Regions from separate parts of the Mus musculus genome. Here region 1 is linked to region 2. The links are chromatin loops, found by intact Hi-C in ENCODE. Cell type or tissue: gastrocnemius. All regions are shown on one strand. Region 1 overlaps Pidd1 (p53 induced death domain protein 1). Region 2 holds the start of Gm51460.

Region 1 (2,500 bases), 210 kb after region 2:
CCTGGAAAAGAGACCTACCTGCATCTACATCAATGCCCCGCTCAAAGGCTGCAAAGAACTTCTCACCCTCAAACATCTCCACAGTCTCAGAGGGTTCAGGGCCACGGTAGCGAACCAGCAGCCGACTCAGGGTGGCATCTACCTGTGGGGCACCCACCAGGGATCAGAGGCCAAAGCTTTGTACCCAGCCTGGCCTTCAGGTCACCCCTCTGTCTTCCTGCTGCCCCACCTTGTTCCGTGGCAGGCACTGCAGCAGAACCTGCTCAGGGTCTCGGCGCCTCTGCAGTGCAATGAGATTCACACGGTGCAGTCGCAGCCGTTCCCAGGCCTTCCGGGCCAGGCCCCCCACACAGGTTTTGGTGGTATACCAGAGCCAGTACCTGGAAGTGCCAGAGTTGAGGTGTGGCCATACAGAGGAAGGGCAGAAGGGGTCCTGCGGAAGCTAGGGGACACTGACCAGGAGAAGTGCGTGACCTGGAAGCGTGCATACAGGTGGGTGAATTCCAGTGCCACCTGAGTGGTGATATCATCCCAGGTGGTTGTCAGGGGTGTTCGGTAGAGCAGATGCAGGTGGGAGCGGTCTAGACTGAAGCCTGGATGGAAAATGACAGAAGGCTGAAGCCCCTCTGAATGCTATTCCCCCCTCTAAGCACCCACCTTTAGTCCTGTGGCGTGCAGCTTCACCTGTAACGCCAGGAGGCAGGGGCAACTGCACAGTGACAGGTTGTAGGAAGCTGGGGGGGCCGCTCTGTGAAAGGCACAGCAGAGGGCTTACTGATGCCTCTGATTCTTCCAGAAGGGTTCTCAGCTCTAGTCCAGCCATATGCACTACCTAGACAGAGAACCATTTCAGTGCCCTCCTGTCTGCTGAGGCACCACCTCCCGCCACCCTTGGTACTACCCTGTCAATACCTGCATGGAGACTTGCCGAGGCTCTTCTGTAACCCCAGGGGGAAAAGTGACTCTGACCCCAGGATGACCTGAGGAGCAGAGAAGTGCTCCCTCTGGTGGCAAAAGGCAAGTGTTGGATACTGGGCGTAAAACGACCAGGAACCAGGAGAAGTGGGGCACCTGGCAGCGAGCCCAGAGCCTCTGGAACACGGGGGAAGAGAGAGTCAGGGCAGGAGACAGTGGGCAGGGTGGGTGGTGTCAGGGCAAGCTGCTCCTTTCCCCTCACTCCCAAAGGCCTAGGCAGCTGTCACCTTGGGTGCCTCTTCCTCCAGTTGGGTCTCTAGGTCATTCCAGGTGTTGTTACTCCGTGTCCTCACAACTACCTCACGACAGCGACGGACTCGTGGAGGGACAAAGAGCAGCCATAAGCTCACATCCTGTAGGCCACAATAGTGTGAGACGGGGCCAGGACTAGGCAATACCTGCTCCCTACCCATCCTGGACATACTTGCTGGAAAGCCACCCCATGGGGCTGCAGCTCCAGGACACTACTAAGCAGGAAGTCATGAGGTCCCAGAGAGACCAGGCCTGGCTCGGGCAACCAGAGTCGATAGTGGATGGTGACAGGCGTGGTGGTGGCTCCTGCTGGAAACTGTAGGCGGACACCACAGGCCAGGGTCACAGAACAGCCATGGGGAGTCACAAGGAAGCTGAGTAAGAAGAGAGGTAAGAGGGCTGAGAGACAAGGTACCCCAGTGTGGCCTGGGAGGCAGGGGAGACGATGTGTTCTAGCCACATTCCCACCAATACCTGTCCAAATCTGAGGTCAGCAATAGCCTGGGCATTTCTGGAACCTGGGATATGTCTGCACAAGGGACAGGTGACAGTCAGAATGGTGATGTGCCTTCACCCTCTCACAGCCTGGCTATACCCCATGCCAAGCCTACCTGGGGGACTTGGGGGTGCTGGAGAGGCCTCGCCCAGAGGGTTCCCCTGCAGGCGCACAAAGGGAGCGTCTAGTAACTCAGCAGGCAGGTCTCGGAGCCGGTTGTCCCTCAGGTCAAGCCGAGTGATCAGTGGCAGGTGGACCAGGCCAGTGGGCACTGAGGTCAGGAGGTTGCTGTGCAGAACAAGGAGCCGCAGGGACCGCAGCCCCGCTGCAGGCAAGTGCTGGCTTAGGGCTACTCATGGTGGCCCTGTGACAAGAACACTCAAACTAAAGGCTTCTGGCTCTATCACAGGGTGGGACAATGACACACGTGAATTATAGGCAACCAAGAGGTAGAAAGAAAAGGGACATCTGGAAGCAGTGAAGGTTCCCAGGGCAAGAGCACACGGTTCAGGGGCCTCTGTGGAAGAAGGGGGGACAGGGTCCTAAGACTTTAGGTTGCAGGGGGGGTGGGCACATGGGAGTGGCGCTCTGGGCAGTAGCTGAGAGTCGCTCAGTACTGGTTGGTGAAACAAAGCTGACACCGTAGCTACTCACCGAGGGAAGCTGGGAGACTCTGCAGCCGGTTGGAGGCCAGATTGAGCTCACTGAGGCTGCGCAGGTTTCCAATCTCAGAGGGTATGGTGTCTAGAAGGTTCTCAGAGAGATCGAGACGCTGAA
Region 2 (2,500 bases):
AACTTGCTATGTGCTCCAGGCTAGCCTTGAACTCACACTGGTCCGCCTGTCTCTTCTGAGAGTAAAGGTTATGTCACCCTGTCCAGCCCCAGATCCCTTCTTGATGTATGTGTTTGCTTCTCCTTTTCTTGTTTTCTTCAGTACCCTACCCTTGAGTTTCTTTGTAGAATCTGGACTTTTTAGCACTGAAAGTCCCAGGTTCCAAAGCTGGTCCCCACTACCACCACATTTTATCTCCAAGGCAGCCTTTTGTCCTCTGCTCTCTGGGGATAACCCTAGCTTTCCCTCTTCTAAGTAGACTCCTATCTCCTCATCTTCATATTCTTCCTTCCCTCTCCTCCCTGCCCCTCTCATCCAGTTTCTCAGTAAATCTACAGTCTGTCTTCTCCTCCTTTCTTTTTCTTTTCTTTTCTTTTCTTTTTTTTTTTTTCTTTCTTTCTTTCTTTCTTTCTTTCTTTCTTTCTTTCTTTCCTTTTTTTTTTTTGTTGTTGTTCTTGTTGTTTTCGAGACAGGGTTTCTCTGTATAGCCCTGGCTGTCCTGGAACTCACTCTGAAGACCAGGCTGGCCTTGAACTCAGAAACCCGCCTGCCTGCCTCTGCATCCCAAGTGCTGGGATTAAAAGCGTGCACCACCACTGCCCGGCTACAGTCTGTCTTCTATTCCTATCAAAAGCCATCCCTTCTGAGCCACAGTGGTCCCTGGACCACAAAATGGGCAGTTGAGTCCAGTGAGCCATGATTGCCACCTGTTTAGTACCTCAGTGTCCTCTGATCCCCTCAGCCTCTAGGTCAGTCTCAGTTTTGTGGGTCTGAATTTTCCCTGAGTCCTCTCATGGTTCTTCCCCTAATCCTATTATGCTCCATACTTTGACCCCTCTCACCAGGCCTTTATGCGTACTAGGCAAGAAAGTGTCCTACTGCCAGGCGGTAACCTCTAGTTCTGTTCTTTCTATTAATTATCTGTGCCATACAATTAAGTTCTTCACGGTGTTCACAAGTTACTGTGCCTCTCCTCGCCGGGCTGAAGGGGACGGAGGAGCTCGTATATACAGGATCCATCATGATTAACTGCATACTGGAAGGGAACCTGAAGACCCAGGGGACATCCTGAAGCTTTTCTCTAGCGCTCCTCCAGCCGCGGGCTGCAGTTAAGTCCAGCCACCAGGAGGAGGCGCTCACGGGAGGGCGGGACGGTTGTGGGCGGAGACGTGGTCCCGGGGCCGCTCCCATTCATCGCGGCGGATGGGGAGTCGGACTGTACCAACTGCATGGAGGTGAGACCCACAGCCTGGTTTAGTGCACTGGTGAGAGCTCGGACAGCACACGCTCAGCAAAACACTGCTCTCCTCTGACAGTACTTGTGATGGGCTAGTCGGTGTTCTGAGAGGAAGGGGACGCGCTAACGTCTCGTCATCCTCCGCCGCGAGTTCCTCCCCGTTTTGGCCTTAGTAGTTTCCACCAACGGGCAGGGCAGAAAGTTCCGGAAGAGTATGGGTGCACTTCCGGGTCGGGGAGCGCGCGGCGACGGCGGCGGCGGCTGACCGGCCTACTTGCGGTCGTGTTCGGACAGAGGCGGGATCGTCTAGGAGCGTCCGGGAGGCGCGAGGTTCCCGGGTACGTGCGGTAGCCGCTCTGGCCCGGTGTCCCTGTCGCGTCCGGCCGCGCGGGCCACCTATGGTGGCCGTACGCTTTGTCTGTGGCCTTCCGGGCCGGCTAGGCCTACGTCGCTCTGGCCGCGGGTCGGTCCGGAGGACGAGAGGGTGGCTGAGGCCTCGAGCTGAGCCCCGGAACGTCCGGCTGCGACCGGGAGGCCCATGGGCGTGGTGCCGGCCACCTGTCTGGTCATGCGGGAACCTGGACTGGTGCATAAGAAAGGTGTGACCCCTAGCTACCTGGTTTTCTGTCCTGATGGCCCTCGCCCTGGCCAGCACCATCTGAACTTGCCCAAATTGTGCTTGATGTCGCGATTATCGTTTTCCTTAGTTCGAGGAGCCCTCCCAGCATTCTCGAGTAGGCACCACTGTCGGAGCTTTACAGCCATAGTTCGGAGAGGTAAAGTCACTTGTCAGTGTTACATCGCTGCAGAGTGGCAGAGCCAACATTGCTTTCAAACCTGTCTTCCTGTCTTGTGTTTGAACCCCGGGTTGCTCCCATCGTGTCTTGAAAGGAGTACTCTGCAACAGAAAACAGTAACGTGTCTGGCGACTGTCATCTTGGCCAGTGGTTGGAAGCACAGTTGGAGTTTGAGATTGACTTGCAGCTCGGCATTCCTCCTTTCTCCCCATAGACCACTCTATACTCATTCCTCTGGGAAGAATGCTGAGTGAAAAGGGCAACCTGTGGCGTCACTCAGCACTGAGAGAAAGCCAAGACTTGTGTGAGTGAGGTTCACAGAGTTCCTTATAGCTCCTCTTTTCTGAAAACTGGGACCATGACCGAGGTCCCCGTCATGAATGGGCCAAAGCTCTGTGTCTATCTCAGTCTGCATTTTCTAATATCA

What was found. Peaks named below come from ENCODE experiments on the same cell type or tissue, not always from the same donor. Only the 100,000 strongest peaks of a DNase experiment are listed, where the experiment ranks them.
Region 1: a loop joins it to region 2, with 2.3 times the contacts of the local background. A loop is called at or near these places in 1 of 42 quality-filtered maps.

Annotation. Positions count from the first base shown.
Region 1 is chr7:141,439,774-141,442,273 of GRCm38, forward strand. It overlaps Pidd1 (p53 induced death domain protein 1), which reads right to left. Exons shown (of 16, transcript NM_022654.2): 3 at 2,378-2,500; 4 at 1,839-2,048; 5 at 1,702-1,756; 6 at 1,400-1,601; 7 at 1,203-1,328; 8 at 913-1,092; 9 at 685-832; 10 at 458-593; 11 at 230-380; 12 at 19-142. Among named protein-coding and RNA genes, the nearest start is that of Pidd1, 3.0 kb to the right of the region's middle. In gastrocnemius, a CTCF peak has its summit at 1,016 (motif pointing left); a DNase peak (open chromatin) is centred at 1,061.
Region 2 is chr7:141,227,278-141,229,777 of GRCm38, forward strand. It overlaps Gm51460, which reads right to left and starts at 2,339. Exons shown (of 1, transcript XM_030243134.1): 1 at 929-2,339. The coding sequence starts at 1,934. The coding sequence ends at 1,446. It overlaps Phrf1 (PHD and ring finger domains 1), which reads left to right and starts at 1,511. Exons shown (of 18, transcript NM_001081118.1): 1 at 1,511-1,614. In gastrocnemius, a CTCF peak has its summit at 1,161 (motif pointing right); DNase peaks (open chromatin) are centred at 1,193, 1,480 and 1,752; H3K4me3 peaks cover 1,677 bases; H3K27ac peaks cover 1,853 bases.